Regions from separate parts of the Homo sapiens genome. Here region 2 is linked to region 1. Evidence: read pairs that join two places in POLR2A ChIA-PET (ENCODE). Cell type or tissue: OCI-LY7. All regions are shown on one strand.

Evidence for each region. Peaks named below come from ENCODE experiments on the same cell type or tissue, not always from the same donor. Only the 100,000 strongest peaks of a DNase experiment are listed, where the experiment ranks them.
Region 2: POLR2A ChIA-PET joins it to region 1 with 6 read pairs; 3 of 35 experiments call an interaction of 5 or more read pairs at or near these places.

Annotation. Positions count from the first base shown.
Region 1 is chr5:113,473,048-113,477,047 of GRCh38, reverse strand. The region is part of intron 1 of MCC (MCC regulator of Wnt signaling pathway); the gene reads left to right. Among named protein-coding and RNA genes, the nearest start is that of MCC, 13 kb to the left of the region's middle. In OCI-LY7, no CTCF peak of the experiment used is centred here; no DNase peak of the experiment used is centred here; H3K4me3 peaks cover 1,240 bases; H3K27ac peaks cover 1,435 bases.
Region 2 is chr5:113,358,625-113,362,624 of GRCh38, reverse strand. The region is part of intron 2 of MCC (MCC regulator of Wnt signaling pathway); the gene reads left to right. Among named protein-coding and RNA genes, the nearest start is that of TSSK1B, 74 kb to the left of the region's middle. In OCI-LY7, no CTCF peak of the experiment used is centred here; no DNase peak of the experiment used is centred here.

The DNA of each region.
Region 1 (4,000 bases):
ATTATTGTTATTTGCTCAAGATTCCACAGTTAGTAGGACCTGAATTCAAACTCATGTTTAACAAATGAAGGTCATGACCACTACTCAATGCGGCTTTTCACATACATTTCTTTAAGTTATATTTAACTAGCTTTATTGAGATATAATTGACGTACTACATAATTAACCCATTTAAAGCATACAATTCAATGGTCTTATATATTCAGAGTCGTGTAACAATCATTGCAACCAATTTTAGAATAGTTTCATCACCTCAAAAAGAAACCCTGTACCCATTAGCAGTCATCCTCATTTCCCCTAACCACTCCGGCCCTAGGCAACCACTAGTTTGCTGCCTCTCTAGACTTGCCTGCTATGGATATTGTACATTCTGTGGCCTTTTATTGCTTGTGTTTTGATATTGTCGCTAAAAAGTCTTTGTCTAACCAAAGGTCAGAAATAATTTAAATGTTTTCTTCTAAGAGTTTTATAGTTTTAGCTCTTATATTTAAGTCTATGATCCACTTGAGTTAATTTTTGTGTATGGTGTGAAGAAAGGATCCAGCTTCATTCTTTTGAATGTGGATATTCAGTTGTCAACAGCCATTTGTTGAAAGCACTCGTCTGTTTTCCCATTTTCTTGACACCCTTGTCAAAAATCAATAGACCATAAATGTAAGAATATATTTCTGAACTCTCAAGTCCTTTCCATTGCTCTGTGTGCCTATCCTTATACTAGTACCATACTGTCTTGATTACTGTTGCTGTGTTCTAAGTTTTGAAATCGGGAAGTACGAATTGTCCAACTTTGTTCTTCTTTTCCAAGGTTTTTAGTCTGTGGTTGGTCCCTTGAGTATTCATGTGAATTTTAGGATTAGTTTTCGATCTTTTCAAAAAACACAGCTGAGAGTTTTATAAGGATTGTGTTGAATCTGTAAACTAATTCGTTCACGTGCATTTTTAGTAACTATGTTTTTCAGGGTACTTTTGATTTTTCCTCTGGCCCACAGGATCATTTTACAGTCTTTTTATTTTGAGTCAACATATCAGTGGAAGTCTAAAGTAATAATGGCATATGTTTACACAAACCTTTATAGTTTACAATCAGACCATGCATTATTTTATGTAATCTTTGCAACAGGAATTAGTATTTTCATTTTAAGGTGAGGAGCTAAGGTAACATAGCTTCTTGAGGGTATTTCCCACCATACATGCGGCCTAGCTAACATGAGAAAACTTATTTTCCCTTAAAGTCTTAAAGTCCTTTACTTTTTAATTTACCAAAGCTCTATGGTGAGGGTGATTTTTCATTTTATAACTGCCTTCTTAGCATCAGTAGGAATGACATTTAAAATGTTGAGATTTGCATTCTAAATGAAATGACATGGGAGTCTCAGCTGGAGAGACTCTCTCTTGTTCCATAAATTGAAAAATCTCTTTAATTCTTAGTCTCAGAGTGGAAGCCATATGGAGAGAAAGGGCATTTCCTTAGAGAACAGTTAACTGTCAGCTTCTCATTGTCATTTCAAAATGCCAGTTTAAATATGTAAATGAGTCATTACTAAATTTATGCCATTGATTATCGATGACTCTAACTGATGGGAGAAAAAAAGATGGGTAGGTAGAAGGACTCTTTGGACCTATTACTTTTTCAAACATTTGGATCCCTGTCACCTAATAAAGTGAAAAAGTAAATTGAACAAGTTTCTAGATTGACTAATAAGCATTAAATGTTTGTCTGATGTAACTCTCAGTTGAATATTTACTTGTGAAACTGTTGCTTGGAAAATTCTAGATAGATGAGCTTTGTGTTTAATTATTTAAAACATTCACATCAGTGATATACCAGATACTTGAAAGAGCATTTATACTTAATGTTGGTGTTAATTGGGCATCTATTCAATATTATGGCAAGTGACATTGTTTAGTACACCTGTTGTCTATTATTTAAAACATCCACAGGTCCAAATTTGTAGTATAAATGAAGGAAGTGAGAAAGTAGATGGGGTGAAGGGAAGCATTTTCATAACGATGTGGCTGCATTTCCTTTAAATATCAGAATTCTGCATTTATTTATAAAATTTCAGAACTTCTTTCTGAGAAATGAGAAGCTTAACAAAATATTCTACATTAGAGGTTGATGCTTTCAAGAGAGGGCTTTATTTGTTCAATCTTATGTGATGTAGTCTTAAGCTGACTTTACTTCACAGTAATAAACAGGATGAAAGTCACTGATAAAATTGTTGGGGAGGTGTTTCCTCTTCTGAAAATGTGTTGGCAATTTTATATTTATTATAGGCAAAGGATGAAATCAGTGCGGCTTATCCCTCTCTCCCTTTTTGGTTTCCTAAGCTACTTCATCTCTAACCAGGATTATTATCCTAGTATTCTAATCTGCAGGCTTGCCCCCTCCAGGACTCTCGGCACTGACACTGAAGTCATTTTTCTATAACACAGAACTGAGCAGGCAGCTCTTCCTAAAATCCTTCAACAGTTGCCTGTTCCTTACAGATAAGTTCAGACTCCTTCTAGGGGCATTTAATTTAAGGCCCTGCCTGTCTGGCACGGTGACTCCACTCCCCCTCCAGCATTATCTCTTGCTGCATTCCTCTTTCACTGCAGCGTCCCAGGCTGCTCCAAGCATCGGTGCTGTGCACATGCAGCTCCCAGTAAGTGCCTTTCTCTCGCCCTTACCTGTCTGGTGAGCACCCTCTCATTTTTTTCTAGGCTGTTTCCATATAGCTCCTCCCCTCTGGACACTTTCCTGATGCCCTAGTACCTTGCACATACTCCTACACCAGCACTGCTCACACTGGATATTCTCATAGTTTTCATTTCCTTTCTCCCCATACTCAAGGCAGAGACCATGCTTTCTTTTCTTTTGCCTTTGTAACCTCAGTGCCCAACTCTTAATAGAAACACTTCAAATGCTTGATAATTTTTAGAAAAAAGTTTATCAACTTTTTGTCCAATTTAGCTGAGGAGTTTATATTTTGAAAATACATATTAGGTGCATTTTACCTAATCTAAAAGATCAGTGTGACCAAAATTCAGTGCCCCTGCTACTAACTGGTCGTGTAACTTTAGATAAGTCTCACATCACTTTCTAATCAGTATCATTTTCTTCTTCTGGGATTTTTTCTGTCAGCTTTTCAGGCCTGAAATACTTTGATTTTTATGGATTGTAGGTACCAGCTCAGGATTTTAGTGGTAGCATATTCTTATGGAAAGGCATGCTGTTTAAGTTAGTCTCTATTGGGCAGCTGTCTGGTTGTTTATGAACTAACCCTGATAAATCCATAGTTTCTCTTTATTTGTAGTTGTTATTATCCAGTTCCTTTAATTCCATGCAGTAATAGTATTTTCAAAAGCATTGAATTCTTGGTTAGGATTTTTTGTCAATTCCTAAGTGAAGGTTATGAGATGGAGTAAACCTAAAAACTACTCATAATTTTGTATTATAGTTGTTACTGAAAAGTTGATGGACAGTTGCCCACACAGTATTTTGTTTTGTTTTGTTTTGTTTTTGTTTTTGTTTTTGTTTTGAGAAAGGGTCTTGCTCTGTCATCCAGGATAGAGCATAGTAGTGTGATTATAGCCCACAGCAGCCTCACACTCCTGGGCTCAAGTAACCCTCCCGCATCAGGCTTCCAAGTAGCTGGAACTAGAGGCATCCACCCCCATGCCCAGCTAATTTAAACATTTTTTCTAGAGATGGGGTCTTACTGTGTTTCCCAGGCTCGTCTCAAACTCCTGTACTCAAGTGATCCTCCTGTCTTGTCCTCCCAAAGTGCTCGGATTACAGGTGTGAGCCCCTGCACCCAGCCAGTTTTATCTTGACTACTCCAAGGTACATAAAAGTTAGAAAGAGATTCTTAAATTAATATTTTGTAGTCTACTTTTCATAAGCTATCCCTCTATGGTTAGTTACTGGGTAGTCACAGTAAACTAACATTTAGAAGTAATAATATAATAAAAATAAAGGAACTTACCCAATACTAACTTGTATTATGGTAATTTC
Region 2 (4,000 bases), 110 kb after region 1:
TTGACACCTATAAAAAAATACACCAATCCACAATCATTATGAGAGATATTAGCATGTTTCTTGTTAACTACTAGAACAAGGTGGCCCAAAAAAAAGAAAAAAAGAAAGAAAGAAAGTAAGGATCTGCAAGAGTTGAACAACTCAATTAATTAGCTTGAGATAATTCACATATAAATTCCATTCCACCCAACTGCAAGATATGCTTTCTTTTCAAATGTATATGGAACATTCATAAAGTTTTATCATGTATAGGCCATAAAACAAGTCTCGACAAATTTATAAGTAAAGTAACACAGACAGCCAGGTGCAGTGGCTCATGCCTGTAATCCCAGCACTTTGGGAATCTGAGGCAGGCAGATCACTTGAGGTCAGGAGTTCGAGACCAGCCTGGCCAACATGGTGAAACCACAGCACTCCAGCTGGGTAACAGAACAAGACTCCATTTCAAAAATAAATAAATAAAATATAAACCCCATATGATAGGAAATTCAGGAACATTGTATTAGTCAGGGCTTTCCAGAGAAACGGAAATAATAGGATATATAGACATAGATATATGAGGGTGGATTTAATATGAGAATTGGCTCATGTGTTCATGGAGTCTGAGAAGCCCCACAATATGCCATCTATAAGCTGGGGAACCAGGAAGACTGCTGGTGTGGCTCAGTCTGACTCCAAAGGTCTGAGAGCCAGAGGAGCCTATGGTGTAACTCTCAGTCCAAGTCCAAAGGCCTGAGATCCAGAGGGGTTGCTGGTGGAAGTCCAAGAGTCCCAAGGCCAAAGAACCCAGAATTTTGATGTGCAAGGGCAGGGGAGAAGATGGATATACAAGCTCCAGAAGAGAGTGAATATAGCTTTTCTCTTTGTTCCATCTGGTCCCTCAACTGATTGGATGGTGCCTGCACACATTGGGTGAAGGCAGATCTTCCTTACTCAGTCCAGTGATTCAAATGCCAATCTCTTCTGGAAATACCCTCACAGGCATACCTGGAAATAATGTTTTACCAGCTATCTGGGTATCCCTTAACCAGTCAAATTGACACCTAAAATTAACCATCACAAATATACTCTTAAAGAGCCCATGGCTCAAAGATGAAATTATGAAAATTCAAAAATAATTTGAATTGAAAGATTATGTAAATATCAATTGAAATGCAACTCAAGCAGTACTTAGAGAAATTTGATAGCTTTTATGCATATATTAGAAAACAAAATAAAAAGGCTGAGTTGAGCATCCATTCTAAGAATTTTGAAAGAGAACAGCAAAACAAAACAGAAAAGAATATAATAAAGATGAGAACAAAAATTAATAAAATAGAAAAGCACTATAGAGGTACAATAAAGACTGAAGATGGGTTTTTTTTTTAAAGATTTATGAAATTGATAACTTCCTGGCAAGAATGTTAAGTAAAAAAAAGATAAGGCACTAATAACCGTCAAAGAAAAAAAAAGACGATTAGAAAGCCAGGATTGATTGCTGAGTAGAAGAGTTTTACTGCTAAACAGGCAATCCAATAAAGCATGGAGTCTAGGAAGGCTCTGCTGGTTGAGGTTTGGAGGAGAAAAGAAAGGACCACAAATTGTCTTGTCCCAAATGAGAAATGCAAAGCCCCTAGACATTGTTAATTATCTGGCAGTATCTAGGCTTGTTGAGTCCATACATACTGGGCTAGCTAAGGGCATGTCCTGTGTAAGTATGATACATACATAGCAGGAGTAGGACATCCAGGGGCCTCTGCTTTGCACAGGTAGCAACTGAGTCAAGATTGGGTCATCCAGCCAACTCTACAATGACATTGGCAGGCAAGGTGGCCAAGTCAGGGTTTATTATAACTAATATCAGGAGTAAAAAGGAGACTGCTATAGATGCTGCAGACACGTTTGAAAAGAAAAGATTATGAACAGATTTCTGTCAATATTTGCAAAATTTTAGATAAAATAGATGAATTTCCAGAAAAACATAATTTACTAAAACTGATTCATTAAGGAGTATAAAGTCTGAATGGTTCCATAACTATGAGTGAAATTAAAGCAGTAATTTAAAAAATCTTTCCACAAAGAAAATTCCAGGCCCAGACAGCTTCACTGGTGACGTCTACCTAACATTCAAAAACAGACAGACTCACACATAACCTAAGATGGAAACATAACAAGGACAATGTTAGGAATAAAAATTATGGGCTAATTTTACTTTGGAAAAGAGATGCAAAAATCCTAAACAAAATACTAGCAAACCAAAATCAGTAATATATAAACAAGATTTAGAGTATATAGAGTTTGTCTCTGGAATGCAAACTTGGTTTAACATTAGAAAATCAATGTAATCCACCACATTAAGAAAACTTAAGTGAAAAATGTCAACTTTTCATGAATAAAGGATAATATTTTGTTTTTTGTGAAGAAGCTGGAATCGAAATCATTTTTTTTTTTATTCCCCTTGGTGTATTTTTTCCCCTGGCATTTTCCATTTTGATTAGGCTGATTTTCAGCCAAGAGGTATGACAATGTCATTGGCATGCCATACGAGAGGTTGTATGTGATGCTTTTCATGGCAGGGAGCAGGCTCAGATTAGCATCATCCCCATTCACAGTCTCCCATTTATGACACTTAAAAATTAGTGACTAGCAAGGGCTTACTGAATACATGGCTTCCATTAATATGCCTTGTAAGAGAAAGATAAATTGATCCAAAATGCAATCTCTGCCTTCTAACCAAGAGAGACAAATCTTAAAGAAAAAAATCTTAAACTCATATGGACCATGGATGTTACCCCTACTCCCCAGCCCGCTTCAGGGGCTAAAGGACCAAACATTCTATTTATCTTCTATGAAGTGAAAGTCAATTTATTTGCTTTAATACCTCTTCATTTTAATGCTCCTTCCCCAAACTCTCCTTTGAATTCTTCAGCCCTGAATCAACCTTCTTGCTTATCTCCTTCAATATACATAGTTTAGACAAACCAAGATAATGAGCTGCCAAATATTATTTTTAATTGTTTTTTTTAAAAGGTTAAAGAGGCTTGCCTCAGCTGTGCTTTCTTAACCAGATTATTAACTGCCCAAGGGCAGACACTTTGCCTTTTATATTAAACTTGATGAAGAACAGAACAACAGAAGCTAGAGCTGGAGGAGAATTTTAAAGTCTGTTTATTGCAGCTGCTCCTTGGGTTAGTTGTCTCTAAAATATCTCCCATTAAGTGTTCTCAGGCCTGTGCTTAAAGACATCAAGGATTGCTGAACTCACTTGGGCACAGTGGGACATTAGAAATATCCACTAATGGTGATGGTGTTGATAAGCATGCTTCGGTAAGAAAAATTTCCTCATTTCTTTCTTTCTTAGCACCTGTCAACAGTCTTGGGGTGGGGGAAGGGGAGAGGGAGTTGCATTTCAAAATATATCTTCCACTATATTCCCAATGTTACATTGAAATTCCGTGCATTGGCCCTAGATAGGATATGTGTAACATATATATGTTCTAAATAAGACACTAATAAGCTCACTTCCTGAAGACAGACAAAGGGCAAAGGAACTACCTGAGAGATAATATTATTTACCGCCCCTTAGTAGACATGTCCTTTGAATTGCTCTTTATTTTTCCTTAGGAGAAGGATAGATAGACTCTATTTATCTGTACATTCCCACCCAGTTCTCCTTGTGACCACAGGCACAGATTTTAAGACAATTGGCCTGTGTTAGTAATGTAATTTGTAGTGGACGATGCTAGGGGCCCTCATGGGGATCAGGTTCCTGAATTTCATACCAAGCATTGACATTAATAAATGACTAAAGACTCATGGTGATTCTGTTGTGGACTAAGCGATTTACTGCTGCTTCTGTTGATGTCAGTATTATCTAGAAATAGTAAATATGCTGTGACAGGGACAGCTGACACCTGGCAGCCAATTTGTTAAAATTATCCCATGCTTCTTGTGGCAATGTGGTAGCTTTAAATTCATAAAGGTAGCTGCTTCTGGTATATTGAAAGGATTATTTTCCTTC